2 separate regions of the Homo sapiens genome follow, and region 2 is linked to region 1. A link is a contact called in ENCODE POLR2A ChIA-PET data. All regions are on one chromosome and are shown on one strand. The core of a region is the stretch at or near the end of the contact, and the rest is flanking DNA. Distances in the headings are between cores, read along the strand shown.

Region 1 (5,727 bases), core at 2,114-4,613:
GGCGGGGGCAATCCTTTGTGACAGCATGAAAAGCCGGATGGGGCTGGCCTGGTTGCAATGGCACACGCTAGGTTCCAGGCACTCCACACGTTTCTCATGATAACCTCGTGGTTGATACTCACACAGATGAGGAGCTGAAAGGCTGCAGGAGCTGCCCACCATCCTCACACAGCGTGGAAGTGGTAGCACCAAGACTGAGGCCCAGGAGGGGGGTCCAAAGGGCCATCCTGCATTTTCCATTGCAGCAGGGTGGGAAGGAGAGGGAGATAGAGACTTTACCTCTACTCTAAATCACCTCCTTAGGTTGCCATATTTTCCTTACTTCAATGAATTATGTGGAACAAAATACACTCAATTGGTAGCAGAAATCGGCCTCCAGTTTCTCAGATCCTCATTCAACGAAAGCATCCTTTGCAGGTGCCACTGCTTGGGAATACACCTGTAATTCACATCTGCACACAAAACTCCATCTTTCTTTGAGGCCTGAACAAACAGGTTTTTGTCGTTTTGTGGTTTTTGTTTGTTTGTTTGTTTAAGAGATGGGGTCTCACTATGTTGCCCAGGCTGGCCTCAAACTCCTGGGCTCAAGGGACCCTACTGCCTCAGCCTCCAGAGTAGCTGGGATGACAGGTGCACACCACTGTGTCCAGCTTTACAAATAGGTTTCTTAGGCTGACCTTATCAATCTCAACATCAACACAATTAAGGAATTTGCTCACAATAGTCTCCTGTTGGAGTCTTTACGTGCACGAACATCGTTCTCACAGACCATCCAATATGGACAAACTTGACTTGGAAACAGGAAAATAGGGAGGTAATTAATCACCTGGTAAAAGGACACACCCCAGATGTACTTTTCACATCACCATCCCCAAATATGCCTTAAGGGGCATCAAGGTAACATCCCAGCTTTATACCACATGAATAGAGCTTCTCTATTCATGTGGTTTTCAGAACATATCCATCTACTAGACTCAGGAACTTGACTTGAGAGACATGGATATTTCTTGCTTCCTGGCAGCAAATCCAACAGCAATTCCAGTCCCTGCAGCCAGTTAGGCAGGGAGGAAAGGGCTGGTGTGTCAGGGCTGGTCCAAGCACACTGGTATACTTGAGTCAACATCTGCAGCAGAGGAAGGGAGACAGAGGGGACTGAATAAACGGAGCTGTGCCATTGGGAGTCCACCAAGCACGCCAATGCCCTCCTACGCCCCTCAGCTCCAGGCCTCCTGGCCTCACACCACCCTAGAACATTCTTGTTGCCCAAACCTCAGAGGAGGGCTTTCCCTGAACCAACTCTGACTTCCTGCTTCCTCTCTGACCCTACATGGTGGTACTCCACCTCTGCCAGACATCCCTTCCCTGCTCTGCCTGCAGCTTCATCAAAGCCTACTGGGCCCTGGAGAAGAGAGCCATGCCAATCCCCCCTGCAGTGAGCTAGCACAGTGCATTCAGGTTAGTTACTTTCCTTCTTGGGCATCTCTGGTTTATAACATGAGCCTCTTGGAGAGGGCGGTATTTTGAACAAAAGGAAATAATCTTTCATTGTGAAATTTCAAGGACTGTGGGGGAAGAAATCCAGTGAGGCTGGAGGGCAGTAATGGGGGAACAGAGAGATCTCTGAGATACAACAATGTCACACGGACCAGCCATGAGCTACTACTGGAAATCTGTTTTTCAAAATTTAAAAGAGTCAATTTCCAGATGTCTGCTTAGCGGAGCCAAACTGCTGTTGATTTGTTCCCAGTTCGCCACGGAATAAAGTCTGAACTCCTCACCCGAGCACTCCAGACCTTCCACGTTCTGGCTCCCATAAAGCCTGCTCTCCTTCCTGCCCCTCCTAGGAACCCCACTTAGCCATTCGCTTCCGCACTATCCTGCAGACCTGCTCGGGGCTTCCCAGCCTGCACACTAGCCCAGGCCTGAGCATGCTCCTTTACCAGCACCACTGCACTGCACAACTCCAGTGGGTGCCGTGCTCATGCCAGGCTGTGTGTGTGCAGTGCACAGCATGGCAATCCATGTGCTGCCTCATCCATAGCCTCCACTTCAGGAAGTCTCCCGTGCACCCCTGCAACCTTCCTCTTCTCAATTTCTTTGTTGCCTAGAACCTGCAGCTCACTTCAGGCACTGGACACTCCCTGCTTCACATTCTCTTGATCTGAGTGGGTGGGGGTAGGTCCCCAATCAGAGCACAAATGCCCTGAGGGCAGTGACTGAGTCCTAAGACCTCACACCCCAGGTGAGCGGGCTGAGAAGTTCACGTTGGCTTTCTACTGTGAACTTTTCCTGGGCCAGCATCCACAGCAGCAACAGGCAACTTGCTAGAAATGCACATTCTGGGGCCCCACCCCAGAAGTCTTGAATCAGATGCTCTGGTGGTGGGGCCCAGCACCTGTTTTGGCAAGCCCACCAGGCAACTCCGATGCGCATGAGGCTTGAGACCCACTGAGTTATAGGATCCTCAACATCCTTTCTGGGTTTATTCAACAGGGTTTTCCAGCTAGGGAAGGGGCAGGCATCATCTTGTCGGACTGTTACAGAGACCCCATCCCCAGGTATTTCTCAGGCATCTCCAAGTGAACTCGCTCAGAAAGCCTCCATGCAGCCTGAAGTGCTATCATGCCAAGGTTGCCAGCCAACAGCGCAGAGCAGCCAGGATGCTTCAGCGCTCCTCCAAAGGGCTCTCCTGTTCAACAAGCCTTCCCTGGGCCCTGCTAGCTGGGTGGTTACATTATTCAGCAACCAAGTAGAGTTTAACAGTGTCCCTGTCTCCCAACCAAGCAATTCACCCCAACTGTGCTACGGGCTTTTCCAACACAAAGCAGGGCAGTGTTCAGGAACTTGGCAACAGGAAGGCCCTCCTCCAGGTCCCCACACCTTTTCACAGTCTGCCCAGGCTAAAGCCCCTGGCATCCCATCTCCTAGGGCAGAAGTGAGTAAGGAAGGGAGGTCAGACCAGATATAAAGAGCCAGATCCCAGCGCCACTCTGGACTTACAGAATCAGAATTGCTAGGAGTACCTGGGGATCCAGATGTTGATCAAGTCTCCCTGCCATTCTTATCGGACAATTCAAGAAATGATCAATGGGCCGACGTGCATTATCTAACAGATGAGGGAACTGAGGCCCAAAGCAGTGAGTGACTGGCATTCCCTGACCATCCCAGGCCACAGAGCATTCTCTCCACCCTCTCAGCCCCCACAGCACCCACCACCTGGGTCCCCCTCACAGTTCCTAACACACATAATCCTACACTAAACTTCTAAACACTGCCCTATGTGGCCCTGCTTTCTCCCCCACTGAACTGGAAGGGACTAGAGACAGGACCAGGCCTGAGACAGGACTCCTCCCACAGTACTGTGCTCAGTTCAGGGCACAGGGAAGGAATGAACCATCCCCTGAGGCAGCCTGCATTCTCCATGAGCATATGTGCTAAGATTAATCTATGAGATCACCAGATTGTCACCTTGAAACACACCGGAAGGTCTGTCCCAGAGGGGTGAGAGAACATATAGATTCTGATGGGAGGCAGACGGCCACCTGCAGAATAGGTCGGGGGTGGCCAGGAGGAGGAAGTTAGAGCAAGAAGCCAGTGCTCCTGTTGGAGGCTGGGAAGGGGGAGGGAGGAATGCCACAAAGACAAACTGCACCTTCTTGTTGATTTTGCTCAGCCAGGCCCGGGAGAAACACAGCTGGGAACTGGGACGCAGAGCTCACACTTCCTCACCTCTCCCTCCCAGGAGCCCTTCCCTGACACATAGGAAAGGTGACAATGAAACAGAGACAAAGAAGAGCTCCGAGGAGTAAACAAGCCTGCTCAGCGCTCAGCGTCGTTTAGGTGCTGGAGGGCCCAGGAATTCTCCCCAGGTGCCCCGGGCAGTGTAGGACTCCTCAATTTGCCTTTCCCCAGCAGCACAGTCGGTGACTGCCAAGGTGAGGAGCTTTGGGGAACTCCTGGAAGGTCTCACTAGTATTTGAACTTTGCCCCACCCAACCCTGACCAGGGCCTCCCACCTCCTCCAGCCAGTCATGTAGACTGGTAATAACAAACACCCCAAAATTTCAGTGGCCTGAGACAACAAAAGTGGATTTCATGCTCATAGGACATGTCCACTAATTCTTCTCCTCAATCCAGCTTTTTCATCTCCAAATTTAGCCTAAACTAACGGCACAGAGTAGAAGTTTTTGTTACACAGCGGATAAAGTTTGGATGCTTGTCCCCTCCAAATCTCATGTTGACATGTAATCCCCAGCGTTGGAGGTGAGGGCTGGTGAGAGTGCTTGGATCACAAGGGCAGATCCCGCATGAATGGCTTAGTGCCATCCCCTTGGTGATAAGTGAGTTATTGCTCTGAGTTCATGTGAGATCTGGTTGTTTAAAAGTGTGTGGTAGGGACCGGATGCAGTAGCTCAAACCTGTAATCCCAACATTTTGGGAGGCCGAGGCGGGTGGATCAGTTGAGGTCAGGAGTTCGAGAACAGCCTGGCCAACAATGGTGAAACCCCGTCTCCACTAAAAATACAAAAATTAGCCAGACATGGTGGCGGGCACCTGTAATCCCAGCTACTTGGGTGGCTGAGGCAGGAGAATTGCTTGAACCTGGGAGGTGGAGGTTGCAATGGGCTGAGATCATGCCACTGCACTCCAGCCTGGGTGACTGAACGAGACTCCACTTCAAAAAAATAAAGAAAAAGTATGTGACACCTCTGCCCTGTCTCTCTTGCTCCCACTCTCACCCTGTGACACTGCCTGCTCTCCCTTTGCTTTCCACCATGATTGGAAGCTTCCTGAGGCCTCACCAGAAGCAGATGCTGGAGCCAGGCTTGTACAGTTGGCAGAACTGTGAGTCAATCAAACCCTCTTTTCTTTATTAATTACCCAGCCTCAGGTATTTCTTTATAGCAACGCAAAAACGGCCTAACACAGCAGCACAACTCTTGCAGGCATGGAATTGATTTCTGTGCCAGTCAGGATAGGCTGGGCCATGCTGCAGTAACAACAAACAACTCCCAAATTGCAGTAGCTGAGAACACTGAGGGTTTATGCTAATAAATATAGGGCTTCTTTCTGGAGTGATGCAAATGTTTTAAAATTAGAGAGTGGTGACAAGCCTGTGAATATACTAAAAAACATTGCACTGTACACTTAGAGGGATGAACTTTATCTCAATAAATGAGAGGCATGAATTTTATCTCAATAAAGCTATTAAAAACTAGTCCCGGTTTCCTCCTCCCTTATGCCTGGCTGGTGTTGATCACAGGTCCACAGGGGCCTTCCTGTTGGAATCACTCAAGGTTTAGGCTGATGCAGTAGCCCCTGTCTCCAATGCTTCCTGCTGTCCTGTGAGCTCTGGAGGGCCTTGTACTGGCAACAAGATGCTCTGACCTGGAAGTGAAACCCATACTTCACTCACAACTTACTGCCCGGAGTACATCCTGTGACCCCAGCCCCCAACAAAGGGCACAGGAAGGATAATCCTGCCAAGGGCCAGATGACAAGAGAACTAGCTGGTGGCCATCACCCCCATGAACTCACACGCACAGCCACCCAGAACTGGGGCCTGGCCTTCCTCCATCCCCCATGAGAAGGAGAAATTTTTTCTCTGTGTCATTTTTCACCCTAGGGTGAAGGAAAGCTTTCAGAGCAGGTCTAGAAAGAGGAAACTATGAAGATGATCAAAACATGACTTTCAAAGAAAATGACAGGGAACACTATTATAATATG
Region 2 (5,201 bases), core at 780-3,279, 280 kb before region 1:
TCACTATTAGGAAAGGGTAAGTCAAAACTACAATGAAATACCATCTCATAGCCATTAGGATGGCTACTGTCAAAGAAACTAAATAACAAGTGTTGGTGAGGATGTAGAGAAATTGGAACCCTTGTGCCTGACTGGTAGGAATATAAAATGCTGCAGCTGCTGTGGCAAACGCTAGGGAGGTTCCTCAAAAAATTAGACATGGAATTACCATAGGATCCAGCAATTCTACTTTTGAGTACATAATCAAAAATAATTGGAAGCAAGAACTCGAACAGATATTTGTACAAGCACATTCATAGCATTATTCACACTAGCTCAAAGGTGGAAACAAACCGAAGTCCATCAGTGGATGAATGGGGAAACCAAATGTGATATATACACAAAACAAAACATTATTCAGCCTTAAAAAGGAAGGAAATTCTAACACCTGCTACCACATGCGTGAACTTTGAGGATATCAGGTTAAGCGAAATATGCCAGACATAAAAGGACAAACACTGATTCTGCTTCTTGGAAGTACCTGGAATCAGGGGATGGAGGTGTGGCGAGTTAGTGTTTAATGGGGACAGAGTTTCATTTGGGATGCTAAAGAAGTTCTGGAGATGGCTAGTGGTGATGTTTGCATTACACTGTGAATACACTTACTGTTACTGAATTATATACCTAAATGATGAATCTTACTTTACGTATAATTTTACCACAAGTGAATGTATGAATGAAGCATGAATGAATGAATGAATGAAGGCTGCATGGGATATGAGGAAAGCATTTGACCACTGGAACCCGACAGCCATGATTTCTAGCTGTGTGAAAGTGAGTTGACACTCTACTTCTCTGAATTTCAAGTCTGTCGTCTGTAAAATGGGGTAAGAAGACCCCAAACGGGGATAAAAATACCCATGCTACAAAAGGGAGTCAAGGGTTAAATGAGATAATGTATATGAAGCCTGGCGCTCAGGGCCAGGAGACTCCTCCGATCTCTCACCCTTTCCCCCTTCTCCCTGGGTGGCTGCATCCATTGGCCAGGTTGGCCTCAGGCGCCAACCCCAGCTCACCTTTCCCAGGTCGATCTGCAGCCTCCTTCCCATGTCCCACTCCTGAAGGAGGGCCGCCAGCTTCCTGCGACTCAACAGACAGACACAGGGGCAGGAGGCCAAGCTTCACAGTGTCTCCCCGGGGCGCTTGCAACAAGCAAACAAGCAAAGACTGAAATAGGGAAGGTAGAGTTTCACACTCTGTGGGAAGTTTGTGGCAGAGATATTTTTAGGAGGGGAGAAGGTGGGAGATATTTTTAGGATGGGATGCTTTTCCCATTGCTCCTCCAATCCCACCTCCCTGTGGGGAACCGAGGAAAGGTAGCATTAAGAGCCGCCTGTGATGAAGGAGGCAGCCGGCACTGCTGGGGAGAAGGCAGCCGCTCTCCGCTTCATCCTTGGGCTGGGACCCCAGATGTTTGACCCTGGCCAGCCCCTTGCTGGCCTTCCCGACAGAGCCACTTCCCTTTTGGGAGTGCAGCCTGGAGTTCCCTTCCCCCTCCAGGCCACAGCCCCACTCTCCCTTAGGATGACCTGAAAGGGAAGTTTATAAGAGGAAAAGGAATGAACGGGATCCTATTTAACAGCACATGCTGGGCGGAGGAACTTCCTGACAGGAACCAATGTGGAAACCAGGCCCAGTTTGGCCATGGAAAACTGGTTTGGCTCAGAACTGGCCAGAGTGGAGAGGAGACCTTGGGCAGCTGCACGTCGCAATTAAACTGGACTTGTCCGACTTCGCTTTCTTTCTTGTCCCCTCTAAGCAAGCAGACACTATAATAATCTGCACACCACAGGGGGTGTGCAGATTATTTTTTTAAGTCTAGGGGAAAGAAACCCCACCCTCATTTAGGTCACAGAGACATAAAGGGCTACTGGCTAGGCTCAGCAAATCAGGAACAGATGTAGGCAGCGGAGCAGGGCCAGGCGAGCAGAGCCGCTGCCACCAGGCGCCCAGCCTGAGTCACCCTGGCGGGGAGGGCGGGAGGTGGTGGGCAGGGGTGGCCGTCTTTATTTGTGGGCTTGGGTGTGGGGTGCAGGAAACAATGCAAACAGAAGAGTCCCCGGGGCTGGGACAGGCGCAGGGGTGCGGGCAGGTACGGACAGGCTCCCAGTGGCTGCTCTTCTGGGCCAAAGGATTAAAACAGGCCCTGAGTTTGAACAGGGAGAAGGCTCTGCTCCTCCCTCAGCCTCTTTCTCTCCTTCCCCTGCCCTCCCTCTCCCCCCACCCAAGAAGACCTTATTTCCAGGGCTGAGTCTGGCTGTGGCTGGCCGGCTGGCCTCCGCCCTGGCTCCCCAACCCCTCTCTTTAAGGGCCAGGCTGTCCTGTGGCTGGCAGCTGGCAGGAGAGGCCTGGGGTGGACGTTTCAGCCCTTGCTCCCCGAGTTTCTGCACAAAGCCCTATCCTCTCTCCTCAGTTCTCCCTTTTCTCTCCTCACTCTGATTTGTCTCCTGTAGACCCCCAAAGAAATATTAGCTTCTCAGGGCAAAGGCCCTGTCCCTGCCCCTCAGGCCCCAGCCAGGCCTGCAGTGGGTATTCAGTCCTCATTATGACTTTCTCGAAAAGAAAAATTTCTTTTTTTTTTTTTTTTTCAGACGGAGTCTCGTTCTGTCACCCAGGCTGGAGTGCAGTGGCACAATCTCAGCTCACTGCAACCTCCACTTCCCAGGTTCAAGCAATTCTCCTGTCTCAGCCTCCTGAGTAGCTGGGATTACAGACGCATGCCACCACGCCTAGCTAATTTTTCCATTTTTAGTAGAGACGGGGTTTCACCATATTGGTCAGGCTGGTCTTGAACTCCTGATCTCAGGTGATCTGCCTGCCTCGGCCTCCCAAAGTGCTGGGATTACAGATGTGAGCCACCACGCCCGGCCCATTATGACCTTTTCTAAGGTCACCCTCCATCTGGGGGGCAGTCATTCCTGAGATATCGCTTTTTCCTTCATATAACACAGCCCCTTGCACATGAGAAGCAGGGACCTCCTCTGTCTCCATGGCCCTCTGGCCTGGTACACAGTAGGTGCTCAGCAGACGACTGTCATAGGAATGGATGAGCACCACTGGGCACCAAGGGAACCATCAGAGAGAGCCCAGCAGCTCAGAACCGCACAGCCCTGTGTGGGCAGCTGTGTGCTGAGGCTGCTTCCTTGCACCTTTCTTGTATGGAGAGGAAGGCTTTCATGATACCCTCAGACCAATTGCAGACAGCACTCTGGAACAGAGTAATCTGGTGTTTCCAGCCCCTACAAACTCTCCAGTGACAGGATGAAGAGAAAAGTAAGGGCCTCTTCTCAAAGGTGCTCTCTATGGCCGAGCAGAGAAAACAGAATCAAAGCAGTTTTTAGCTGGACGGTTCCAGCCTGGCAAACACAGAGGAAAAATGGCAGGATCAAGGACGCTTGGCTTAAAGGAACGGACACCCAGCTCTCCTGCTGTCCAGGTCCTCTCCATTCAGTGATGTTTTTGTGATGGGTCACACACTTATTAACATACTGGCACCTTTTGTTTTTTAATTCTCAAATTTCCCTTGATCCTTTGACTCCTCTAGTTAATTGAACTCACATCTTTGCCAGCATCAAAATAGGTCATCTATCAAAGTGCGCAGAGAAGAGGGAGGTGGCACAAGGTACAAGGAGAGAAAAGAGGCGTTTGGCAATTTCCCCAGGATACAGACTTCCATGTGTTTTCTCAACTCTGCCTCCCCCACCCACAGTGCTACAGGCATTAGCATGAAGAGGACGCATTTGAGCTTCATCAATGTGCTGGGTAGATGGCACTGCCAAACAGCTCCTCAAGGCATACTGGCCTCCACTTGGTCATTTCTCCCCTCCCAAATGCCCTTACTGTTCTATGGGAGAGAAAGGACACAAGCTCTCCAGTCTTAGCTGCAGATCTGCTCATTCTTATCCAAAGAGGCTGGTGATGCGACAAAGGGCTTCAAGCCCAGTGCCCAATAAGGAGAAGCCAGATGGAAATGGGAACAGCCAGCCCAGAGAGGAAGAACATGCTAGAACCTCCACAGGATCTGTTTGATGCCTGGAGTTCCAGGAAACACAGAGCAGCCCTTCTTCCCTCACCGTGGGCTTGGCTGAGATCATCGGCTTAGCGATTGCACAGTTTTGGGTTGATTGATTCCTCCTCCTGCCTCCCCACTCCCAGGATGGCATCTGGAGGCTTCCCCTGCAGCTGCAGGGAGAGCAAGAGCTCTCAGGCCTGTTTCTGGGTGGAGGAGGGGCAGGTGACTCCTTTCTACCTTTCCCCAGGTAGAAAGGTAGAAATGACACGACACAGGTCAGCGTCATCCTCCCTGCAGTTGAAAGGGAGGATGTTCAGGTTAAACAGAAGAGCCTTCAGAGGCCCCACCTGCTCTGTCCGCTAATCTCCCAGCACGTCCAGAAATCAGAAACACCAGTTGAAGATGCCCCATCCTCCCAAATCCGCTCTCCTAGGAGTTCCCAGCTCTGCTCTCGGGCTGAACATATAATCCATCTTTGTGCACCTAAGAGAGCGCCTCTTGGCATGTAGTACCGGGTGCCAAAGAAATGTTTGTTCCCTCACTCCACCCTCCCTTAACTTGTTCCTCCCCAGCGCCTGCTCAGGCAAATTCAGCAAATGCCTACCAAATGAAGGCCTTCTATGAGTCGGGCTCTGGGCAAGGTGCTGCAAGAATGAAAAATAAACATGTTTCTTGTCCCCAAGGCAGAGGGATAATGGGTCCCCACTAAATGAGCCGCTTCTATGTTCCTAGTGGCTTGTGAGGCACTTTACTCCTGTGACCTGACTTTAGTTTTCACAGCAATGCTAGGAGGCAGCTAATCAGTCTCTAATTTTATTTATGAGGAGAGTGAGACTCAACGAGTGAAGGAAGGAATTGACACTCTTGTAGTTGCAACAGGTTCTTTATAAATAACCACAAGGTTTAATGTGGTAAGGACCTAGAAAAGAAAAATGGAAAGTGCTGGGTGCCTAGAGGAGGGTAAGGGGAGGGAGGTGGGGGGTTTCCAATGGGCAAAGGGCCACTGGCAGTTCTATATCCAGGCTATATCTAGGACACTGGTCCCAAATAGAAAAGCAATTTTTAAATATCCAGGACACTGACCCCAAATATTCCCTGCTTTCCAAGCACCTTGCCAGCCACTGAGATTGTGGGTGAGTGGTTGCCCACA

The links. ChIA-PET counts read pairs that join two places held with the same protein, here RNA polymerase II (POLR2A).
Region 2: POLR2A ChIA-PET joins it to region 1 with 11 read pairs in A673. The contact joins two enhancer-like sites. POLR2A ChIA-PET finds 5 or more read pairs at or near these places in 2 of 52 experiments (A673 and activated CD4-positive, alpha-beta memory T cell).

What each region holds. Positions count from the first base shown.
Region 1 is chr18:48,353,673-48,359,399 of GRCh38, forward strand. All of the region lies in intron 1 of ZBTB7C (zinc finger and BTB domain containing 7C), which reads right to left. It overlaps LOC124904352 (a long non-coding RNA gene), which reads left to right. Exons shown (of 3, transcript XR_007066457.1): 3 at 1-1,782. Among named protein-coding and RNA genes, the nearest start is that of ZBTB7C, 53 kb to the right of the region's middle. Within about 2 kb of position 3,364, at least 4 of the 41 ENCODE cell types and tissues checked have a DNase peak (open chromatin) inside an H3K27ac peak, as active enhancers do.
Region 2 is chr18:48,071,405-48,076,605 of GRCh38, forward strand. All of the region lies in intron 3 of ZBTB7C (zinc finger and BTB domain containing 7C), which reads right to left. Among named protein-coding and RNA genes, the nearest start is that of ZBTB7C-AS1, 89 kb to the right of the region's middle. Within about 2 kb of position 2,030, at least 9 of the 41 ENCODE cell types and tissues checked have a DNase peak (open chromatin) inside an H3K27ac peak, as active enhancers do.